2 separate regions of the Mus musculus genome follow, and region 1 is linked to region 2. A link is a loop called in an ENCODE intact Hi-C map of the cell type or tissue named here. Cell type or tissue: heart. All regions are shown on one strand.

Region 1 (8,000 bases), 110 kb before region 2:
CAAGCAAAAAAAATATACTTCTTGGTTTTTGTTGTTTTTTTCAAGACAGGATTTGTCTGTATAGCCATAGCTGTCCTGGAACTCACGCTGTAGACCAGGCTGGCCTTGAACTCAGAAATCTGTCTGCCTCTGCCTCCCAAGTGCTGGGATTAAAGGTGTGTGCCACCACCACCCAGCTACTTCTTGTTTTAATATTGTTCTTTAATGTGGGGTCAAAGCAGGTGGTGCAGAAACCCCCTCACCTGAGCTACCTTTTGTACTTTGTATGTCCATGCACCAGTGTCCCCACATGCATAAATAAGTAGGCCATAGTCTACAGATTATAAACCATAACTCACCAAATGTAAGTAACTGCAACATGGTTGTAATGAGCATTTGCTGACCAGCCTGTGAGCTGCATGAGAACATATCCATGCCTGTTTACCTGTTACCAGAGGGCTCAGCAGACAAATCAGTCCCATGAAGGTCTTCCATTGGATTGGTGGATATAACACTTTGCTCTCAAAGATTAAACCAGGCAACAATTATCAAATAATTTAACATTTTAGTGAATTTTTGTGTTTACAAAGAAATAAGTATTAGAATTACCATTAGAAATTGTAATATATGAGGATATAAGTATATTGAGAATAACAAACTGAAAAAGCTGAAAATGTTTCCCAGGGATTCTTTTTGTCTTTCCTTTTGAGACAGGGTTTCTCTGTGTAGCTGTGGTTTTTCTGGAACTTGCTCTGTAGACCAGGCCGCCTCTGCCTCCTCAGTGCTGGGATTAAAGGTGTGTACTGCCATGCCCAGTTAAAAATATTTGGACTAAAGCCGAGAGAATCCATGGAATATAGGTGCTAATCTTTTGAGATTAATGCAACGCCAGCATAAATATTAACCATACTCAAGCTTAATAAAATACCAGGGAAATAACCAAAGTCAGGCATCCCCAGATTTTCTGTTACATTTCCAGCACTGATGTAAGTTTTGTGTGATGGTAAGGATTCCCAAAAGCTGTGTGCATACCAAGTGAACATGATGCCTTTGTCCCATGGCTCCAAAACTCCATTTCAAAATAATGTTTGATTTACTGGTTCACTTTTACAACAAATAAGAAAAATTAGAAACGCAGTGGCCCATCTCCTTTAGCTTTTGTTTCAAAACACAGCTCACTTCTGGTGGATGTATCTGTCCCTTTCAGAGCCCTTGCTTAGGCACATGCACGTGGCTTCAGAGATTGTGGTCCCCACAGTCTGCGCCCTCTCCATCCTCACTGCTGCCCTGATGCTGACACTTCTCCTCAGGAGACGTGGCTGAGACGGGATCTCCTCTCCACCTTCATCTGTCAAAGCATCTCTTCAGGATCACTCTTCTTTTCTGCTGCAGAAGTTCACGTGATGTCTATTTTTCAGGCTCTGAAAATTAACTCACTCTTTTCCCCCTTTTTGTTTTGTGCTGTGATTTAAGAAAATAAAAATAAGCATAAATAAAATGAAAGAAACCTGTAGTCTCAACTCTCCTGAAGTCAGAGTTAATATTTGCTACCTATCATTCACACACCTCATTTTTCAAAATTAGGAACATGTGTATAGATTTATAACTTGATGATTTTTCATTTTCTGGAAAAATTACTTTAATGTACAAATGACTGTCACTGAGCACTGCCATATCTTATGGACACTATCAGTCTAAACCCCTTTCAGGCTTCAGACTATTAGCTAAGCAGGTGAGCAGCAAGTGGGCAGGACATGTGCCTCCTGAGGGAGACTATGAGTGACAGGTACTGCATTGTGGCTAGCAAAGGGACTCTGCAATACCACGCTATGGTGGCAAACCAAACAAAGTTTTTTTTTTTCCTTTTAAATTTTAACTAAAGCCAGGTGTGGTAGCGCATGCTTTTGATACCAGCACTCAGGAGGCAGAGGCAGAGAGGCAGATCTCTATGAGTTCATGGTTAGCTTGATCTACATAGTGAGCTCCAGGACTACATAGATCCTGTCAAAACAAAAAACCGGAAACATTAAATTTTATTTTATTTTGTTTTGTTTTGTTTTTCGAGACAGGGTTTCTCTGTATAGCCCTGGCTGTCCTGGAACTCACTTTGTGGACCAGGCTGGCCTTGAACTCAGAAATCCACCTGCCTCTGCTTCCCAAGTGCTGGGATTAAAGGCGTGAGCCACCACGCCCAGCTTCATTTTATTTTTAAAATTCTGATAAAATTAATCTCCATTTACTAAAGGGCAAATGAGGCTTAAGGGGGAATGGTAAGATCAGGCATTTTACTCATTATTTAATTCTATTTATTTTTATGAAACAAACAAACGAACAAACAAAAAGGCCAGATAGGGTTACACAGTGAGATTTTTGTTTCAGAAACAAAACAAAACCCAAAAGTAAGAGGATTTTCCATCAATCCTTTTAGCTAATATAAACTCAAAGAAAGATGTAAAGGGCTGCAATATATGTGCCGCCACTAGATGGTGCTAAACCTCTTTGTGCGCAGCTGCGAGAGCACAGCCAGCCAAAGTCACCAGTCTCCGGGGCTTTTGCCCAACCCCTGGGGGCTTTAACCTATCCCCAGGGTGCATGAGGATCATGGGTGTTACTACCAGTCCTAGTTTAGACACGTCACCAAAAGTATTTAAGCCACACACTTTCTGAGCCTTCTTTGTCTACCTCACTATGATATAGAAGTAAAAGTTAACCGTGGAAGAATCTGGTGTGTCCTGTGTTCATTTCCCGCGGGACGGGGATAAGCTCGGGATAGAAAGATGATTTTATTTTTTAGGTTTATAGAAACAGGATTTCTCTGTGTAGTTCTGGCCGTCCTAGAACTCCCTCTTTAGATCAGGCCGGTCCAAAACTCAGATCCGTCTGTCTCTGTGTCCTGAGTGTTGAGACTAAAGGTGTGCACAGCCACTGCTCAGGGGTGCTTTGATTTTGATTTTAAAAATCAAGTATTTTTTAAAAAGGTGTTTACATTTAGGGCTCAATGAAATTTGGCTGAGGAAAACTGCTTATTAACAAAACTTTGTTTTTCATGTCAAGTTGAGGGTCTGTTTACAATTTTCTCTTTTATCAATGATTTTGAAATCACACTACAGATGAAAACTTTCTTTGATTCTAGAGTTAAGTAGACCTAGTAAGTGGCCAAGCAAAGGTACAAAGAAAGCCAAGTAAGAACCTGGTGGCCGTTCAGTGGCCTGGGGAGCGGTTAGTCACGACGAGTGGATGTGGTACCGACAATGGAGAACTAGCTAAGACACGGGGACTCATCACAACATACCGGAGAGAAGACCCTTTGCAAGGGCCCGCAGTGCGCATTACTTGAAGTGCACCTGGCTGCAGGTAAGCATGTTAACGAAGGCTGTCCTTTCTTCCAGACTACCATTCAGTGTCAGCTCAGGAAACTCTGCAAGCAGAAAGACAACGAGCCAGTCAGAGCTCTCACCTGACTTTACCACAACACGGCAGTTGCGTAAGAAGTGTGGATGGCACCCGACTTCCACTTGAAAAGACTCTGTTTGGCCAAACCCTGCTGGGGCAGAGTCTATACGGGGTATATTTATTTATACAGCATACCCTCCTGATGTTTTGATTAAACAACATTCAAAGTAGAGTAAAAAACAAAAACAAACAAGAACTACCTTCCCTCAGGAAACAACTACATTAATTTTTGTGCCACCACTTAAGGATCAACAAGTGTCTTTTCTGAATCATTCTGTAACATAATTTTAGAGAAGAAATTCTTAGCATTTACAGCCTCCCCAACCCCTTTATGGTTTTTTAAGACAGGGTTTCTCTGTGTAGCCTTGATTGTCCTGAAACTTGCTATATAGACCAGGTTGGACTCAAACTCACAGAGATCCACCTGCTTCTGCCTCCCAAGTACTGGAATCAAAAGTGTGTGCCACCATCCCCAGGCAGAATTTACAGCCTTACAGCTAAATGTACACTCATTTCTCTACCCTCTAAAAGAATGACTCGGGCTGGTGAGATGGCTCAGTGGGTTAGAGCACCCGACTGCTCTTCCGAAGGTCCAGAGTTCAAATCCCAGCAACCACATGGTGGCTCACAACCATCCGTAATGAGATCTGGCGCCCTCTTCTGGAGTGTCTGAAGACAGCTACAGTGTACTTACATATAATAAATAAGTAAATCTTAAAAAAAAAAAAAAGAATGACTCCTGTGCTTCAAGGAAACAGCCAGTTAGCATTTGGAGGGATTGTGTCCACTTCCTTTGTGATTCCCATGTTTTTATCATTACTACTGTTATTTGCTAAGCACCCACTGGTGGACCACTGTCTAGTGGACACTTGATTTTTCTACCCCATTACTTCCAAATATTATTCTCTATTCCATGGCAGCTGAAAGAAAGTGTGCTCGTTCCCTAAGTCTGTCTCCCTGTTCTTTTTTTTAAAAAAAGATTTATTTATTATTATACACTGTAGCTGTCTTCAGACACACCAGAAGAGGGCATCAGATCCTACAGGTGGTTGCTGAGATTTGAACTCAGGACCTTTGGAAGAACAGTCAGTGCTCTCATCCACCTAACCATCTCACCGGCCCTGTCTCCCTGTTCTTAAAGACAACTGTTTTACTTAGGAGCAAAATACCATTACATATCTTGAAAGGTAGGTCTGACTTAAAAACATCTAATCTCCTAAATGTTTACCTTTTGTTGGTTTCTTTCATTAATTTTGGTGAGGATGAGACTGTCCCATGTAAGCCAGGCTGGCCTTAATTTAAACTATGTAGCCAAGGATGACCTGAACTTCTGAGGTCCTACATCTGCTTCTAAAGTTCTGGGACTACAAGTATGCACTACTATATCCAGCTATAACTGTAGTTTAAAAAGAACAAATAAATAAATAAAGCAAGTAAATAATCTCATTCTGTAGTTTAGGCTAGCCTAGAGTTTTGAAACTAACTATATAATCCAGGCTTGCACACCTGGCTGACTTTGTTGTTACTACTCCTGTATTTCTGTCCCCAACTCCCATCTCAGTGCTGGCAATAGACATCAAGGTGCATGTAGGCAAGTGCTTCATCACTGAGCTAATTAATTTCCTAGCTTCAGTTTTCCTTTTTGAGCGAGTTTTCAGGCTACAGGAGGCTAAGCTCCTGCTCCTTCTGCTCCCACCTCCCATGTGCTTGGGATTGCAAGCATGGTCCAACACACTAGCTCCTTGCACTTTTTACTTTTTATTTATTTTTTTTTAAAGTTTAAAAAAAGGTCTTTTCTTTCTTCCTTTTCTCTCTCTCTCTCTCTTTCTTTCATGTATGTATGTATGTATGTATGTATGTATGTATGTGAGTACACTTCAGACACATCAGAAGACAGATGGTTGTGAGCCACAATGTGGTGGTTGGGATTTGAACTCAGTATCTCTGGAAGAATAGTCAGTGCTCTTTAACCACTGAGCCATCTCTCCAGCCCTGCACTTTTTACTTTTGAGATGACCTCTGAATTTCCTTTTGGGTAAACTGTTCATGCCTTCCCACTGAGTTTTTTAAGTGCATGTGTACACATGCATGTATGCATGTTTTGGTTTTTAAGACAGGGTCTCTATGTGTAGATCTGGCTGTCCTGGAACATGTTTTGTAGTCAAGGCTGGCCTTAAACATAGAGATCCATTTGCCTCAGCCTCAAGTACTTGCAAAGATTTTTTTGTAGTATACTAGGACATGTTCCTCTTCTGAACACATGCCATAAATGTGCTTTTCTAGTTTACTATGTCTGTTGCTTGGCCTAAATATATATATATTAGATAAATATGTATATAATTTTTTCTCTTTTTTATATACCTGGAATTTAAAAAAGGATTATATTTAAAATTGTATGTGCATTGAAGGTGCCCACAAAAACCAGAAGAGGGCATTGAATCTTTTGCAACCGGAGTTAAAAGTAGCTTTGAATTGCCTGATGTGGATGCTAGGAACTGAACCCAAGTACTCTGCAAGGTCACCTCTGAACCATCTCTCCAACATCCACAGCTGATTTTAACCCCCTTTAGATTTTAAGTTTTATATCATACTTAAAACACATGGCATGGGGGCTGGAGAGATGGCTCAGCCGTTAAAAGCACTGGCTGCTTTTCCAGAGGTCCTGAGTTCATTTCCCAGCAACCACATGGTGGCTGACAACCATCTGTAATGGGATCTGATGCTCTCTGGTTATATCTGAAGCAATAGTGTACTTATATACATAAAATAAATCTGAGGGGGCTGGTGCGATGGCTCAGTGGTTAAGAGCGCCGACTGCTCTTCCGAAGGTCCCGAGTTCAAATCCCAGCAACCACATGGTGGCTCATAACCATCCGTAACGAAATCTGATGCCCTCTTCTGGAGTTTCTGAGGACAGCTACAATGTACTTACATATAATAAATAAATAAATCTTAAAAAAAAAAAAAAAAAAAGAAAAGAAATCTGAAAAAAAATAAACCAAACAAACAAACAAAAAACCACATGCTATGATTTTAACTGATGGCTCCCAGGAAAAATTTTTTTAGTTTAATGATTTCTGCATGTTTATCTATCTATGAGAGACAGAATCCCCTGGGAAATAGGAGTGGGCATGTTGTGGGGTCTTGTCTTAATTGTGTTAACTGAAGTGTGAAGACTTGCTCAGTATAGACAGACCATCATCCCTGGGCCGGCCACTCTGGACAGCTTTAAAGTGGGGAAAGTAAGCGGACACGAGCACACAGGCACTGCCTTCTTCTGCTGACTAAGGGATCTCTAGCAACAGCTACTCAAGCTCCTTCTGCTTTGACTTCCTTACCATGGTGAGTGGAGATCTGTGAGAGGAAATAAAACCATTCACCCTTCACGGCTTCTGTCAGAGAATTTTATCATAGTAACAGGAAAAGAAACTAAGACATAAATCAGTACCAAAAGTAGGGTGGAAATTATATGGTGACAGGGACCAAGTGGTGGTAGAGATGTCTTGGTTGGTATTGATTTCAGATCGTTAGACTAGTGAATCATTTGGGAGATGGGCATCTGAGCATGTCTGTGAGAGATGTTCTTATGTTAAGTGACGTGGGCCGACCCACCGTATTGGATGGTGTGAGTGGAGGAAGGGAACTCAGCAACCCATGCACTCTGCTTCCTGACTGTGAGCAAGTACAATTGGCTGCTTGTTTTAAGCTCCTGATGCCTTGAAGACAGAATCAGATCCCATTACAGATGGTTGTGAGCCACCATGTGGTTGCTGGGAATTGAACTCAGGACCTCTGGAAAAGCAGTCAGTGCTCTTAACCACTGAGCCAGCCCCAGCAAAGGTTCTTTTTATCCAGGATAATAAGAAAAAGCACTCACAAGTGATTATTATACTTTGAATTTTTCTAAAACTCACAATGGCACAAAAGTCAGATTTTCTTTTAAAGTCTGTTTTATACCTACAGTTCAGGGAAAGACCTGCAACAATGATTCCTCCCATAAAGATTTAATGACTACATAGCATCTTTACCAGGCCTGTGGAAACTGGAATGGTCTACAGGGGAGCTGTCACTCAGTTGCCACACTGTTTTCACCCTCTTCTGACTATTGCTGAGCTCCACTCTCCATTTCTGCGGCTTCTCACTGAAGAAAAAAATACCAAAAGAAAATTAAAATGAATAAGTAAACTACTAATAACCAAACAGTAGCTCTTCCTTCCTTCCTTCCTTCCTTCCTTCCTTCCTTCCTTCCTTCCTTCCTTCCTTCCTTCCTTCCTTCCTTCCTGTCATCCAGTGAAATCCACGTGTGACAAGCACTGAGTACGGATATAAATAGGCCACAATCCCTGAGCTGGAGAAGTACAGTCAAGAAAGGGGGAGAGAAAAACATACACACATGTCAAAGAAAAACAATTTTTTTTAAAAGCAGTAATAGTCTAGGGCTGGAGAGATGGCTCAGGAGTTAAGAATACTGGATGCTCTTTCCAGAAGAGAAGGGTTTAATTCCCAGCACCCACATTCAGCTCACATATCTCTAATCCAATTCCAGGGCTTTTGACACCCTCACACAG
Region 2 (8,000 bases):
TATTCCTGATTCTGTTTCTTTAAAAAAAAACAAAACAAAAACAAAAAACTAAAACAGTGGCAGTATTTGCCTTTAATCCCAGCACTTGGGAGGCAGAGGCAAGTTAGAGGTTAGCCTGGTCTATAAAGTGAGTCCCAGGACAACCATGGCTACTTAGTGAGCCCCTACCTCAAACAAACAAACAAAAATTTTAAAAATTTACTGTCTTTGTATGTGTGAGTGTGGGCATGCAGATTCCACAACATTTGTGTGGAGGTCAAAGGATAACTTTCAGGAGTTGATTCTCTACATCCAATGCAGGATTTGGGGACTGAAAGATAATCAGGTTTGCACAGCAAGCGCTTTTACAGAGCTATTCCTCTGGCACCCTAGTCAGTTCTTTACATGAAAGCTACCTTTCCTTTAAAGGAGTACAGTTACAACGTCAAAAAGAACAAGAGCATGACAACAGGTATCTATCTCCACTTGCAAAATCAAAGATCTGAAGGTAGATAGGGCCCTAACCTTTGACAAGAATCTAGAGTGAACAAAACTTATCCTAAGGGTTGGAAAGATGGCCCAGCAGTTTGAAAACTTAAGAGCCCTTACTGTTTCTGCAGGTGACAGGGGACTACAGTTCAGTTTCCAGCACTCATGGCTCACAACTAGCTCCAACGAATCCAGGGAATCTTGATAGCTCTGGCCTCCAAGGGCACCTCACTCATGTGCACATACCCATGCAGACAAACATACACATGTATCATTAAAAATAATATAATTTACACCCAACCATTGGACTGAAGTCGGGAACCCTTATGGTTGAATTAGGCAAAAAATTAAAGAAGCTGAAGGGGAGAGCAACCCCATAGGAAGACCTGCAGTCTCAACTAACCCAGACCCCAGGGAGCACCCGAACACCGAGCCACCAACCAGGAGCATACACCGGCTGGTCCGAGGTCCCTGGCACATATATAACAGAGAACTGCCTGGTCTGGTCTCAGGAGGAGAGAATGAGCTTAATCCTGGAAAGAGACTTAAGGTTCCAGGGAAGGGGGGGCACTCTCAGAGGCGAGGAGGAGGAATGTGATGAGGAACTGTGGGAGGGGAGACTGAAGGGGGCAACAACTGGAATGTAAATAAATAAAATAATAAAAAAATTTAAAAATAATATGATTAAAAAAAAAAAAAAAGCTTGTGCTAATTCTATGCCAGTCTGGGTTACACATATAGACCCTACCCATCCCACTCCATTGTCTCACAAAAATATTTGTCCTGAAAAGAGTTGCTGAAGAATACCTTACCTTGAAAGAGGGGAGGGGGACTTGCAGTCTGTTTTACAGGGGGTAAACTGCTGTACATACACACTGAACAAATGCTAATTATGCTGCTCAAAGACATATGTTACAAATCCAACGTCAAGGGCAATGTCAAGGACCTAAAGAAAAGATGTGTTTGAAGCAAGTCTTAATAATCTGGCTATGCTCACACAAATCCACCACTACCAGCCCTGCCATTGATACTACTGCAGGTATCAATGACAGTAACCATACCAACAGGTCCTGAGTTATTAAAATCTAGGGAAAGGAGGGAGGGGGGTTACAATAATCTCCAAAGGACAGAATGCCTGAAGCTACTTTCATTTTATCAGATACCTCTCAAGTCTCCTGACCTCAGGGAAAGATGAAGAAGAAACCCAACAGGTGGGCTCAGAAACCCACCTTATGAAATAAACTCTTATCTGTCTGTAAGCAACACTGGCCCCTGCAGATACCGAGCAACCTTTGGCTTTGTTTCCCTGGTCATCGTTCTTATGCCTCAAGTCAATTTCCGGCTCCCGGTCAACTAAGCAAAGCTGGGAGAATAACCGGTGAGGGGATGAACTGTTGCATGAACGGACAGATGAAGAGAGACTCCTCCCTCGAGCAAGGTACTTCTCAAGAAAAAGGCCACGGATGAGGGAGTCCCCAAAGTGAACCAGGGAAAAGCCATGGGGAAATCTGTGAACACACGCCCCCGCTGGCCAGGCGATCAACCGGCCACAAGGCCCCACAGGTGTCAGGCACCAAAAGTAAATGGGGCTCACCCATCCCAAGTCCACACTCAGACCCCGAGGAGGTCTCAAAGGTTAATGAGAAGCGACCTGAATTTGCTCTGCGTCTTGTTACAGGCCAGAATCCCAGAGTATGCCCTTTAGGCAATAGCTAGGGGGGGACGCATTAGGTTTCGTTTTCTTGGGCGAAGATTGATGTCGGTGGCCAGGGACGACAGACACTGTTGGGAAAGAGGGGGATCGGGACTTGTAGGGTGCACGGTCGATGTGAGTCAGGCACCCAATCAGTGCTTAGTCACTGATAGCCCGGCGGCCGGAGTTCCTCGCCCCCCGCCAGCCGGGCCGTACGTGACGAAGCCTCGCCTGGCGGTGGCGGCCTCCCGGCCACTCCCGGTACTCACTCGGCCGAGCTGGTCCCGTTAACCGCCGAGCCATCGGGGGCCGGGTTCAGCTGGATGGGCGTCGGCTTCTTCTTGGGCATCTTGCAGCCGGGAAAGAGCCTGCAACTCAGCAGGGAGCGCGCGGCCGCTTCTCGCTTCCTCCCTCGGCTCTGCCCAGAGTCGGGGCGGCTCGATCAACGCCGCGCTCCTGGGACCCTCCGCCCAACCCACGCGGAGAACCAGCTGCGCGCGCTCGCCGGCCGGGAACTCTCGCCTCAGCACACCGGTTCCTCGGGCTCGGACGGCTCCCTGCGCACTACCCACAGCTCAGCTACAGCCCCAGCTTGGAGAAAGTGCGGCCACCGCTGCTCCGGCGCTCCGAGACGCCGCGCACAGACGTCCCAGTGAGGGACTGGAGGGTGAGGGAGGGGCGGGGAAACGAGCAGGCCCCGCCCCCACGGGGGCTGCAGCGCTTCCCTCACGCCCGCCTGACTCCGCCCCCGTCGCTTCGCCGACAGCCAATGGGGACTAGCCTCAGAGGCAGATGACGCGGAAATACGTCACGGGAGGCGCGGCGCATTGGCTTGGGGCGGAGTTAAAGGGAGGCTTTCCGGGCGCCCTCTGCTGACCAGCGGTATCCAGGTGGCTGCTGTACGAGGTTCTTGCACGCAGGTCATCTTGCCTTTGAGTGGGGCTGCTTGGCCTATTTATCTCAACTCTTCTCCTCCCTTGGGCTGGGTCATTTTGACCCAGACAAAAGTACAAAATAAATAAGAAAAGGACCCCTTTTCGTGTCCTGAGGCCAAGCGGAATTGAGTAAGAGCAAACTAAATTGAACAAAAGCCAGGAGTGCACATTTTTAATTCCAGTACAAGAGGCAGAGGCAGGCTGATGTGTACGCATTCGAAGCCAGCTTGGTCTACACAGCCAGGGATACATTGTGAGACCCAGTCTCAAAATAAAAGAAAACTTGTCAAGAGACTCCTTAAACTAAACTGACATGATTTTTCTATTTTAATTCTACTAAAATGGAGGTACACAGCTGAGAACTCCGTGCTGCAGAGGTGGTAAATTAGTGAAGCCTATTTTGAGAGCAGATTGAAGTCTAATTAATGGGGTCAGCCGACCTAAATGTATCCAATCTCATATCCTCTTTTTCGTTTTCTAAGCCTTTTGGCAAAGTCAAGTTTGGAGTAGCCTGGACAGCTAGCGCAGAAGTTGAGGGTGTTTCTTGCTTTAACAGGACTCTAGTTGGGTTCCCTGCATTCGTGTTTGGGCAGCTCACAACCACCTGTAACTTCCAGCTGTAGTGGATACCATGCCTCTGGCCTCTGAGGGTACATGTACTCTTGTGTACATACCCAAACACACACAAACATCATTAAAAATAAAGTCAGGCACACACTTTTAATCCCAGCACTCGGTAGGCAGAAACAGGTGGAAATCCCTAGTTGGAGACTAACCTGGTCTACAGAGTGAGTTCCAAGACAGCCAGGACTACACAGAGAAACCCTGTCGTGAAAAACTAAAATGGCTGATGAGATGGCTCAGTGGGTAAGAGCACCCGACTGCTCTTCCAAAGGTCCTGAGTTCAAATCCCAGCAACCACATGGTGGCTCATAACCATCTGTAACGAGATCTGACTCCCTCTTCTGGAGTATCTGAAGACAGCTACAGTGTACTTACATATAATAAATGAATAATCTTAAAAAAAAGAAAAATTAAAATGATGATAATAATAAATCAGATAAATCTTTTTTTTTTAATCACCAGGACATAAATAGGTATTGAGGGGCATGCACTGACCAAACGGAGGCAGGAGGATCAGAAGGCTACCTAGCAAGTTCCTCCTCTACCTAGCAAGTTTCAGACCTAACCTGGGCCACATGAGACACTGTCTATCTTGCCCACCCCTTAAAGACTCTAGGTTTAGTCTACCAACTTCCCATTTAGTCTATCAGCATCAAGATAAACAAATATTGTTTTATCCTGTCTTTCTGTGATGGTTGTTGGAGCATAAGATGTGAATTTATCAAATAGCTCAATAGTTCATATTCAGAAAAAAAATGCAGTTTCAGGGGCTGGAGACATGGCTCAGTGATTAAGAGGACATGTTGCTCTTGCTGAGAGCCCAGGCTCATATCCAGCACCTGCATGATGGTTCCCAATTATCCACCACTCCAGTTCCAGGAGAGCCTGCATTCTCTGCTGACCCCCAAGGGCACCAGGCACACACATGGTGCACATATGTACATGCAGGCAAAACACAAATACATATAAAACAAAAATAAATTTCTGAAAATACACATTCCAGCTTCCTCTTTTGAAACCACTCAGACTTAAAGACACTAGGTATAAGGAACAGATAAGCATCTGCCCCGGGTGTTCCAGAGCCAGGTGTTACAGGAAACTCGAAGGTAAGGAGGCTGTTGAAAGCTGAGGCAAGAGACTTAACTTCCAGGCAGGGAGGAAGCCCGAAGGGGTATTTCTCATTGCCAAATACCTCCACCTCCAGATAGCAAGACATCCAGGTGGGGAAGGCCTAGCATTTTAGATGAAAGGTTGTTTATCTACAACATGGTTGGTCACATAACTAGGATGTTAAATATAACTGCATTACTCTCCTCTTAGCTGTAACAAAACGCCAACAAGAGGCACTTAAAGAAGGAAAGGATTATATTGGCTCATATCCATCATGGTAGGGAACCATGGTGGCCGGCACATAAGGCCACTGGTCCCAGCATCCAAAGTCAGGAAGCAAGAGAGATGGAAATAGTTTCCAGCCCTTGTTCTTCTTTTCAATTAGTTATGGATCCCAGCCCATGAAACAGTGTCACCTGTATTTAGTGTGGGTTTTCCCAATTGAATTAACCCTAGCTAGAGACTCCCTCATAGTCACACCCAGAGGCTTGTCCCCTAGACAACCCAAGGTCTTGTTAAATCAATCATATGAACCATGCCAACCACGTATACTGGTGACTCACTGTGAGAGAATGAAGACACAAATGTAATATGTAAGAAAATGTCTGTTCTAATGGAATGTGTCTATCAGTAAATTTAGCTTTTCTTTCTTTTTTAAATAAACCTTGTATCTGAAAGTTAAGACATATTATGAGGTAGATATAAATAGCAAAATGGTTACCATAGTTGAGAAAATTAATGCATTTATCTTTTCACAGAGTATGACAATAGCAGCTAAAATCTACTTACTCAGCAAAAACTCCACATCCAATTTTATCAATTTAGTCCCCATAGTAGATACTAGAGATCTACACTTAGCTGGATATGGTAGCCGACATCTGTAACCCCAACATTAAAGAGGGTGGAACCCGGGCTAAAGAAATGGCTCAGTGATTAAGAGCACTGACTCTTCTTCCTGAGGTTCGATTCCCAGCAACCACATGGTGGTTCACAACCATCTGCAATGGGATCCAATGCCCTCTTCTGGTGTGTCTGAAGACTGCTACACTGTACTCATATACATAAAATAAATAAAATCTTTAAAAAAAAAAAAGAGGGAGGTACCCACAAACTCAAAGGCAACAAAGAATATGTTCAGATTCTATATCAAAGAAACAAAGTCCAGACTTGGTCATCTCTCCTATGTGTTTCTTTGTATCCTTTGACCAACACCTCTCTGTTTCCTCCCTCTACCTGTTCTCAACATCCACGCCTTAATATAAATAGTTGCATATGTACATAGAAGTCATTATGTTCTTCATATGGGGCATATGCCGTTTTTTAGTGATGAAGAGTGTACTGCTCAGTTTAGTAACCTATGTCCTTAATCTCAGCATCAGAGAGGAAGCAGCAAACAGATCTCTGTGAGTTTGGCGCCAGCCACATTTAGTCTACTTATTGAGTTCCAGAGCAGTCAGATCAACACAGGGACATCTTGCCTCCAGCATTTTTTTTTTTTTTAATCCGCCTGCCTCTGCCTCCGGAGTGCTGGGATTAAAGGCGTGTGCCACCACGCCTGGCTGCATTTTTTTTTTTTTTGACTTGAAATCAACTTTGTGAATATGTGTGTCTGCATGCCAGTGTGAAGACCAGAGTCACCTCACTGTGCTCCTCAGGTACTGCCGCCATGTGCTTTGAGGCTGGCTAGAGAGAACCAGGGACCCACCTGCCTCACCCTCCCGAGCACTACCATAACCGACTTTTTGTTTATATTATTTTTCTTTGTGCTTGTGGATGCATGTGCACATGCTGTATGTGTGCTATGTAGGGAGGGGATGAGATACACAGGTGTGCATGTGTGGAAGACAGAGGAAACCCTCGATGTCATTCCTCGGATGTCTACCATGGTTTTTTGTTATATTTTTTTATTTTTACTTTTTTACTTTTTTTTTTTTTCTGGTTTGATTTGGTCTGGTTTGGTTTGCTGAGACATGTCTCTCACTGAAACCTGGACCTTGGCAATTAGGCTAGGCTGGCTTGTGGGGAGACTCCAGATATATTCCTGTTTCCATTTTCCCAGTGTTGAGATTACAATGCATTCCATCATGCTTGCTGGGTTTTTTTTTTTTTAAGTTTTTTCATAGAATATATTCTGATCACAGTTTCCCCTCTCATCTCCTCCTAGATCCCCATCCCCTTCCCTTCTAATTCCATGATTTCTTTCTCTCTCTTTAGAAAATAAACAGGAGGGCTGGAGAGATGGCTCAGCAGTTAAGGACACTGACTACTCTTCTGAAGGTCCTGAGTTCAAATTCCAGCAACCACATGGTGGCTCACAACCATCCATAATGAGATCTGATGACCTCTTATGGTGTGTCTGAAGACAGCTACAGTGTACTCATAAAATAAATCTTTAAAAAAAAAAAAGAAAGAAAGAAAGAAAAGAAAAAGAAAATAAACATGAAAAAAAAGAAAGAAAGAAAACCAAATAATGAAGAAAAAAGCAAGAGAAACACATACACGTGCAGACATACACACACATAAAAACACACATTCAGATCATCATATACAAGTAAGAGAACAATAAGGTTAAAAAAACTAAACAACAACAAAACAAAGCAAAAAAACAAAAAAAGAACCAAAAATACAGTTGACTTTGTTCTACATTAGCCATCTACAGCTGGACCTGGGGCCTTCCCCTTAGGTGTGGCTTGTATGCCAGTGAGACCCCTTTGCAGGCAGATGTCATTTGGAGCTAGCTTCTTGGTTAAGAGAGAGAGCTCAGGCCCACCTCTCCCTCTCAGCACTGGGAGCCCATCCTGCTTGCACCTGTGAGGAGGCCCGGCCGCGCTGCCTCTGAGTTTGTGTGTGTGTGTCAGTCCTGTTGTGTACAGAAGACACTGTTTCCCTGGAGTCCTCTGTCCCTCTAGCTTTTACACTCTTCCCACGTCCTCTCCTGAAGTACCGTGAGCCTTGAGGGGAGGGATGTGATGAAGACATCCCTCCTGAGTGTTCCAAGGGCTCTCGCTCTCCGCACTGTCTAGTTGTGGGTCTCTGTATTAGTTCCCATCTACCGCAGGAGGAGCCTCTCTGCGAGGCTGAGTGGGACGGTCACCTATAGGTACAGCTGAATGTTGTTAGGATTCATTATTGCTAAGTTCCTTCAGCAGATCAATAGTACTTCTACTATT

The links. Hi-C counts contacts between places; a loop is a spot of excess contacts. Peaks named below come from ENCODE experiments on the same cell type or tissue, not always from the same donor. Only the 100,000 strongest peaks of a DNase experiment are listed, where the experiment ranks them.
Region 1: a loop joins it to region 2, with 2.9 times the contacts of the local background. A loop is called at or near these places in 4 of 42 quality-filtered maps.

The regions. Positions count from the first base shown.
Region 1 is chr9:64,136,620-64,144,619 of GRCm38, forward strand. It overlaps Lctl (lactase-like), which reads left to right. Exons shown (of 14, transcript NM_145835.2): 14 at 1,187-1,499. The coding sequence ends at 1,302. It overlaps Zwilch (zwilch kinetochore protein), which reads right to left. Exons shown (of 19, transcript NM_026507.4): 17 at 7,461-7,573; 18 at 3,272-3,397; 19 at 525-1,440. The coding sequence ends at 3,309. Among named protein-coding and RNA genes, the nearest start is that of Lctl, 23 kb to the left of the region's middle. In heart, a CTCF peak has its summit at 4,119 (motif pointing left); no DNase peak of the experiment used is centred here.
Region 2 is chr9:64,250,783-64,258,782 of GRCm38, forward strand. Map2k1 (mitogen-activated protein kinase kinase 1) reads right to left here and starts at 2,823. Exons shown (of 11, transcript NM_008927.4): 1 at 2,431-2,823. The coding sequence starts at 2,510. In heart, CTCF peaks have their summits at 2,047, 3,034 (motif pointing left) and 3,235; a DNase peak (open chromatin) is centred at 2,929; H3K4me3 peaks cover 2,433 bases; H3K27ac peaks cover 2,019 bases; H3K27me3 peaks cover 286 bases.